2 separate regions of the Homo sapiens genome follow, and region 1 is linked to region 2. The links are chromatin contacts, found by Hi-C or POLR2A ChIA-PET in ENCODE. All regions are on one chromosome and are shown on one strand. The core of a region is the stretch at or near the end of the contact, and the rest is flanking DNA. Distances in the headings are between cores, read along the strand shown.

The links. Hi-C counts contacts between places; a loop is a spot of excess contacts on that map. ChIA-PET counts read pairs that join two places held with the same protein, here RNA polymerase II (POLR2A). Pooled maps may share reads with other maps.
Region 1: a loop to region 2 is called in a map of naive thymus-derived CD4-positive, alpha-beta T cell, with 2.5 times the contacts of the local background. The contact joins two enhancer-like sites. A Hi-C loop is called at or near these places in 2 of 168 maps with a recorded cell type or tissue (both naive thymus-derived CD4-positive, alpha-beta T cell) and 3 of 50 pooled maps. POLR2A ChIA-PET finds 5 or more read pairs at or near these places in 2 of 52 experiments (BJ and WTC11).

What each region holds. Positions count from the first base shown.
Region 1 is chr1:66,334,102-66,338,252 of GRCh38, reverse strand. All of the region lies in intron 8 of PDE4B (phosphodiesterase 4B), which reads right to left. Among named protein-coding and RNA genes, the nearest start is that of SGIP1, 200 kb to the left of the region's middle. RefSeq lists enhancers at 1,158-1,207, 1,268-1,317. Within about 2 kb of position 2,901, at least 31 of the 41 ENCODE cell types and tissues checked have a DNase peak (open chromatin) inside an H3K27ac peak, as active enhancers do.
Region 2 is chr1:65,252,490-65,256,616 of GRCh38, reverse strand. No RefSeq gene overlaps it. Among named protein-coding and RNA genes, the nearest start is that of DNAJC6-AS1, 55 kb to the left of the region's middle. RefSeq lists silencers at 1,868-1,937, 2,028-2,527. Within about 2 kb of position 2,241, at least 14 of the 41 ENCODE cell types and tissues checked have a DNase peak (open chromatin) inside an H3K27ac peak, as active enhancers do.

The DNA.
Region 1 (4,151 bases), core at 1,652-4,151, 1.1 Mb before region 2:
CAGATGGACTGGATATGAATCCTGGCTCTATGATTTACCTTAAGCAAGTTATTTCAACTTTGTATGCCTCACTTTACTCATCTGTAAAGCAGGAATAATAACAGTACCTATTTCAAAGTGTTACTGTGAATATTGATTACAGAATGAGGTAAAGAGCTTAGCACAATGTTTGCATACACCTGTAAAGGTAGTTCTGTTGTTTACTAATATTATTCAATCAATAAACTGAAGAGCTGGGTCTTTTCCAATTATTTTGTTTTATAGAAGAGAATATGGAAAGATTCCAAATAGTTTTATTGTCTATATTACTATACCTAAGTAAAGGCAGGGCTAGAACTCAAACTCATGGCTTATTCCTAGGCTCTTTTCACTTTATTTTGCTCCCTCCATAATTTAGTCTATATAAATCTGAGCAGTAAAGAGAGAAAAGTTGAACCAAAAAAATGTGTGAGTGCCCACCTGGCTACCAGAACTGATTTTAATTCTATTCTGCCCTCTAATCCAGGGTCACCTCTAACATGTGTGGGGCCACACACTGTAAGTCTAAATATACAAAGATATACATTGAGCTATCTCCTTTACCTTGACAGATATCCCTCCATAACAGCCTGGAAGGTCAGGTTGAATTTAGAATTCTTGAACTCCTTGGATATGGGTTGGCCCTCCTCTTTCCCCATGTCCTTCCATCTCCAGGGACCTGTGAGCAGCCGTCGTGAGCCCTGGACCGCAGCCTGCTTACCCAAGTTCCTCCTACACAAGTCTCTTCACACCTCTCATTGCTGCCTCTTGGTTAAACTCCTTAGGCCTAAGGGTGTGTATGCCTGCAGCACATCCCAGGAAGAGGCTTGTGTGGCCGGGAAGTGGGTTCAAAGCCATTTGGACAGAGAATGTGGGGGTCCAGCAGATGCAAAATGTAGTTTAGAGAGGGGAGCAAAGCTGCTCCCTTGGCCCGGCCAACTCCTTACTTCCTTGGGTGGAGGGCAGCAGAAGGAAGGCCAGGCTAAGGCCCTCTGATTACAGCACAGGGCCCAGCAAATGGATGCATCTTATGCTAAGGGCGGCACTGCTGTAATCATATCATTACATTTTAGGCAAAAGTGGCATGAATATTCCTTTCAAGGACTGAGCGCCTGTCTACCCTCTCTCTTACAGAGTTCTAAGATGAATCCATTGGCCAGTAAGATCTATTTCCTGTCAGTTCTGCAGGAGCTGGCATTTTCCATAGTTATTGATTATTTAGTTAAATACAAAATGGTTCACCCCTCATTAGGGCAATCAGCCTGTCATGATCACCATCCAGTGTCATGCAGCCTAATTCCCAGCTGGCTCGGGGCCTGGTAGAATAGTGTGACTTTATCCTGCAAACCCAAGAGCACTGGCAATTAGTTGCCTTTGTGCTCCATGTTTAGTACTGTAGTATGGCTGCACCTGAAGAACTGGAAAAATAAGCCTGCATAGCCAGGAGGACTCACTTCCTCATGATGGTTATCTGTAGCCGACTTCACAATGCCTTAAGAGAAGAAGGACCATCTATCTTCCATTTCTATCTTAGCAAACATTTACTCAAGTGCTAAGTCCTAATGCTTCATTCTAAAAAAAAAGTACTAATACACAGGGCCACTCTTCAACAACAGAATATCCATTTTCACCCAGCAGCACCCAACCTTTGTTCTGCATATAAAACAGCCCCAGAGCCAAACCAATGGAGAATGAAAAGGACAGTGGAGGGCGTTTGTGGGGGAAGTGAAGACAGTGACTAGTTGCTTGAATATAGCTTTTCTGAATACCACAGTATGTTCATCTTTTGAAAAACATTTAGCATTCTGGGTAAGAATGACCCTTTTGACGTTTTTCACCTGAAAATTCTAGGTGAAAGACTAGGTTTCTCAGTACAATGAGGGAAGGAACACCTCCCCATTCCCCGCCAGTCACAATTACGCCTCCCTGGGATTGTTCTGGGTTGGTCCTTCCTCAGCCACTGTTGTTGCAACCCTGTACTTTACTGACTGCGTCTGTCAGGAAGGAGACAGGAAATTGTAGTCACCCTCACAGCAGCTGCGCCATTCCTCCTATCCTCCTCTAATGACGTTGGTTGGCTTTGGTGACACGAGGTCAGGAACTGAGCCACAGTGAAGGTCAGGAAGATAGGTCACTGTTTATGCCGTTGTTGGGCTGGGGACCCTGCTGAGGCTATTTGCTTTCTTCCTTTCTATACTGTTTCTCTTTCCGTTCCTCTTTTTATAATGGAGAGCCAAAGCATCCTGTTTTCAAAACATCTGACTGTTTTGCCACTGAGGAACTCATGCTCTGATGCATTTTGCTGAAGTGTAAGACAATTCTTCTAATTCAGGAGGTGATGAAAATTGAAACACAAAATTAATGAACAATTCTAAGAAGGCAATCTGTTGTTAAGCAAAACGGCTAGCTCTAACATGTCTAATCGAATTTGGGCAGCTGGCAGGAGGTTCACTAGCCATCCTTTTCATCTTAAATAACAATACCATTGCCTTGTAAAACTTCTGCTGAACTTATTCCATCTTCTAGTAATTCTTGGAGGAAAATAATTTACAAGACTAACCTACCTGGCAGCACCATTCTCTAAAATTCTGGAATTCCATCTGGACTGTGGCCAGCATTAAGGGATCAGAGAAATTTGGGCCAAACAGAGGACGATGTTTCTTAGCTAACTCTCTAGGCTATGAAGTACATTTGAGAAAGTCTTTTAGGAGATTTGAATCACTCAGTTTTCTTCAAAATTTAAAGGATTAAGGAAAACAAACAAACTAAAAAAGCACAACCCTACCTAGATGAAGTAAAGATGAAAGATGCTTGCTTTTCCTCCACCAAACACAGTTAACTCTCTACCAGTTGCATGTAGACTGCACTTATGTAATTCCCAAATACCCCTCAGCATAACACAATTTCACCTATCGCTGTTCTTAAGATCAGACATTGCAAACAAAACTTAGTGGCCACGTAGCTGAAACAGAACTAGGAACACAGAGTTTTTGCAAAAATGTAGTGGATACCACTGATAAGTACACTCCCTCTATAACATTTCTTCACATCACTTCCAGATCTGCAACTCAGAGATTTACACTGGCTCCTTAGTTGATAAGGGTAAGCAAAATATGGCCAAATAAGACTACATAGTAAAGGGAGTGATGATCATGATAAAGTTTTAAGATGTCAACTTGGATGGAAATCTCAGATAATTTCAGCAACATTGAAAACTGAATATGGAATATAGTTTTTTTTTGCCATGGATAATTCAGTTCCCAAAGAACTGGTGTAGATCAATTTCTTTCTGGTGGCCACAAAAATGTTTGCATTGCATTATCTCGAACTCCTGGGCTCAAGCAATCCCAAAGTGCTGCCTCGACCTCCCAAAGTGCTGGGATTACAGGCGTGAGCCACCACTCCCTGGCCTCATTGCCTTATATCATATGTGTCATGGTGCATGTTATGCTCAAGCTTAACCTGAGACAATTATCTGAATAATCAATAATTTTTTAAAGGTAGTAAAGTAAAAAGAGATATTTTTAAAAATTAATCTTAGCTGTCAGTTGGGCATCATTCATGCACTAAATAATTGCTTTCCCTGACAACCTTTCCACTGTAGAACTAGAAAATGACTGAGGCTGCATGCTTTTTACTTAAGCTAACTGTGTCAGCATTGAAGGTTAGCCCTTTTGTTAGGGTTAGCTCTATTCAACTTTCATTGCTTCCTGCACACAACACCATAAAGGAGGAGCGGAAGCCTGAGGGATTGGAATCCTCACCCGTGTCTACAGAGTGCCTGGTCTCAGAGCCTTACTAACTACTATGCTGAATAAGATTATTTTTAATAAATTTGCAAGACAGTCAATGTCTAATTCCAGCACTCTAGGCATGAATGGGATTAGAATACTACAGCATATTGACACTCAAAATGAAAATTAATGGCAATTTGTAGTTTCTCAGGGGGTACTCTTTTTCTCTTCTTGGAGTTAATTGCCTGCTTTATCTTGGTGACTCTAGTTAGTATATTTTGGTGACTATTGAAGTTTGCCATGTTCTCTATGGTGAAAGCTGTTGAAAAACTACCCCATAAATGTTGGATCTACATCTTGCATAGCCGTCAATTACCACAAAATACAGGGAACAGAGTG
Region 2 (4,127 bases), core at 992-3,491:
TCTCACTCTGTGGCCCAGGCTGGAGTGCAGTGGTGCAATCTCAGCTCACTGCAGCCTCTGCCTCTTGGGTTCAAGCGATTCTCCTGCCTCAGCCTCCCAGGTAGCTGGAACTACAGGTGTATGCCACCACGCCCAGCTAATTTTTGTATTTTTAGTAGAGACGGGGTTTCACCACCTTGGCCAGGCTGGGCTCGAACTCCTGACCTTAAGTGATCCGTCCGCCTGGCCTCCCAAAGTGCTGGGATTACAGGGGTGAGCCACTGCGCCCGGCCTCAGCAATAGTTCTTGATGACAGTATGGAAAGAATTTTGTTGGTGCACTGACTTTTAAAAAGTAGGAACACATACTTAAAAGCCGGCAAGATGACAATGACAAGCTGCAGAGTCTCCCTAACAACCACCAATAGAAAAGCTTGTTTCCAATGCAATAAATAAATATTTGAAAGATAATTATTGCTGGTCATTTTCAAATTTATTTTTATAATGCTTAATAGGTGCTAACACTTTATAACTACTAACTCGTTTAATTCATTAATTTATTTAATCCTCAAAACACCGGGGGTGGGTGAGGGGGACTATATCGATGGCAGGGTCCTGGTGCAATCTGGCTCTGCCCTGCATCCGGTCGGCCATTTTAGAAATAAGGCATGTCAACCCCCCAGAGGAAGGATCCTCAGATGATGGAAACAGACAAAAAGGACAAGACAAGACACATTCATAAGCAGTATCTACACAGTACCAAGCCCTGCACTTAGCCTCGTGGGGGATGCAAAGATGAAATGGATGAGAATGTGGAATCTTTAATACCAGATGAACAGTGACAAACGCTCTACAGGTGACGAAATGCTAAAGGAGGGGTTACAGGTGGCAGGAACCACAGAGATTTCAGCGAGGAGACTGCATTTGTGCTAGTCTTGGCAGGAGGGTAGGAATCCGGCAGGCTGAGATGCGAGCATGGACACTGCAGACAGAGAAAAGCCGGGAGCCCCCAGATCAGGTCACTTCCCTGCTTAGCACACTTCAGTGTTTTCCCAGCTCACGTAGAATAAAATCCGAACTCCTCTTCATGTTCTGCCCAGACCTCGATCCAGGCCCTGCATCCCTCTCTTTCCCCTTGCTCAATTCAGGCACTCTGGGAACCTTTCCACTTGCTATTCTCTATTACTCGGCTTCACGCTAGAGTAACTCCTAGTCAGTCCTCGGGTCTCCGCTGACTTGCAATGCCTCGGAGAGGCCTTCCCAGTCCGCCTGCCATGGAAGCTCGGGGACCTGCCTTTTTTCCTCTGTCAGCAGACTGATTCCCTCTAAGCGCACATAGCAATGTGTACCGGGCTTTCTCTGTTTTGCGTGTGTAATGTCTGTCTTCCTCTCTAGAAGTAGTTCCAAGATCCGGGCTTTGCCCATCGTGTTCTCCGGCCAAGGCAGATGGAGGGGCTCGATAAAAATTGTGGAATGAATGAATGGAGTGAGTCAGTGATTGGCTGTGAGTTGAGGCCCTGGCGAGGACAGGACTGAGTGTGCTTGGAAATAGTTTATCGTGGCGAGAGCTTCGAAATCACCGCAGGCAGGTAGAGAGGAGGTGGGTACAGGGCGGGAGGACCTTGAAGGGAGCCTCGGGTTCTGATTCATTCCCCCAGTAGGCACTGCATTGCAGGCGCCAGGCCAGGTGCTGGGGGCCGGGGACAAGCTAACCTCAGTGAGGCTGTGTCGCCGCGCCACCGTGGCTTCCCTGTGTCCAGAGCCAAAGCAACGAGCAGGGGCTAGAGGAAAGGAGACTGTGCCGACATCAGCCCCTGCGCTTCCCCAGCGGTCCCGGTACCCGCGACCGAGGGTCGGGTTCGGGCGTCGCCTAGGCATCCAGGCTCCCAGGGCCGGGAACGCGACCCGAGAGACCGCCGGGGACGGCCCCGCCGCCGCTGCGCCCCTGCCTCAGGGTAACAGGTCCCGACCGGCCGCGCCCACACTCACCCTGCGCCGCCTGGCGAGCTGAGCGTGGCCTCCACAGCCGCCGGGTCGCCTTCCACGGCCGCCGCAAGGAAAACAGCTTCCGGCTCTTCTGGCCTCCCTTCTCAGTGGCGCCCATCGGTGCGCCGCGCCCTCCCCCGCCGCGGTCGCCCGAGCCGAGCGCCACCGCTCGCCGCCGCCGCCGCGCGTCTGCCAGGTGCCGGGCCGCTGCTGGGAGATGCGCGCCGGGGGCGGAGCTTGGGGCCGGGAGCCGTGGCTGGCGCCGACAGGGGAGGCTGCCCGGCTCCGCCCACACGGCGGCGCCTGGCGCCCGAGGCGTGCGGGTGCGCGCGGGCCCGCGCCGCTCACTCGGGGGGCACCGTTAGCACCCTTTATTAACACAGGAGTCCTAGGGGGCTCTCACCCGTTTTATCTCCCTGTTACAAACCATACACTCCACACTCCGAGAGGGTAAGGCATCTGCCCACAATCACACAGCGCTAAAGAAATTCCAGAGCCCTAGACTCTGACGATGTTTACTCACACCGTGCTACCGCCTCAAAATGAAACATCACGTTAGAACGTGGTTTTAGTTCTGACAGATATTCCTGTTTTCCTAATACAAGAGATTACTAGTCACCCACATGATTTTTTAAGAACTTGTTCTATGTCCAGTTACTTTTACACACATTTCATGAAACCTCATTGCAACCCCGTGGTGTGGGAGGCGTTTCCCATTTTCCAGATGAGGAAACTGAGATGGCAGAAGTGAGGCTCCCTCACCCCATCCCCATGCCATCACTGGTCTCTGTTGAGATTTTGCTTGGAATTGGGAGAGACTGAGAGGAAGATCAAAACCAATGCCCTTGAACACGACCTGGCTGCAATAATAATAGCTAATATTTATAGAATGCTTTTTATGTGGCAGATTTTACATACATCATCTTATTTAACCCCTCCAGTAATACTCGTGGGGCAGAAACAATCTCCAAACTCAACAGATAGGGAAACCGAGCGTCAGAGAGTACAGGTTAGATATCTAAAACCTCAGTAAAAAGGTTTTATGTTAGGTCAAATTATGAAATTGCCATTTTTGTAGGCCCAAATAATATCAGACAAGAGCTTCTATCGGTGACCAAAATTAAAATCACCAGTGGAGATCGGACACGGTGTCTCACGCCTGTAGTCCCAGCACTTCAGGCGGCTGAGGCAGTCGGATCACTTGAGCCCAGGAGTTCAAGAGCAGCCTGCACAACAAAGCAAAAACCCGTCTCTACCAAAAATGCATACACACACACACACACACACACACACACACACAGACACAAATTAGCCAGGCATGGTGGCACACACCTTCAGTCCCAGCTACTCAGGAGGCTGAGGTGGGAGAATCACCTGTGCCCAGCGAGTTAGAGGCCGCAGTGAGCCGAGAAGGTGCCACTGCACTCCAGCCTGGCTGACAGAGTCACGTTATCTAAAAAAAAAAAAAAAAAAAAAAAAAAAAAAATCACCAGTGGAGACAGGTGAAAATCGAATGCCTGCAGATGTGATATGCTGAGAAAGACACATCATCTATGGAGTATTCTGGCCAAACATGCACAGCATGAAGCTAATCATGGGGAAACATCAGATAAACCCAAAATGAGGAATCCACTATTAAAAGGAGCAGGGAAGTGCTGTATTCTTCAAAAGTATCAATGTCATAAAATAAGAAGAAAAGCTATGGAGATATTCTAGATTCAAGGTGACTGGGCTGGATGCAGTGGCTCACACCTGTAATCCCAGCACTTTGGAAGGCCGAGGCAGATGAATCACCTGAGGTCAGGAGTTCCAGACCCAACATGGCGAAACCCCGTCTCTACTAAAAATACAAAAATTAGCTGGGCATGGTGGCGTGCACCTGTAATCCCAGCTACTCGGGAGGCTGAGGCAGGAGAATCACTTGGACCTGGGAGGCGGAGGTTACAGTGAGCCAAGATTGCGCCATTGCACTCCAGCCTGGGAGACAGACCAAGACTCCATCTCAAAAAAAAAAAAAAAAAAAGGTGACAGAAGAGACATTGCAGCTAAATACAATACCACCTGACTCTAGACTGGACACTGTTTTGTAGTTTTTTGTTTTTGTTTTTTAAGGCTCTAAAGCACATTACTGAGTTAATTTTACAAAAATGTGTATATATATAT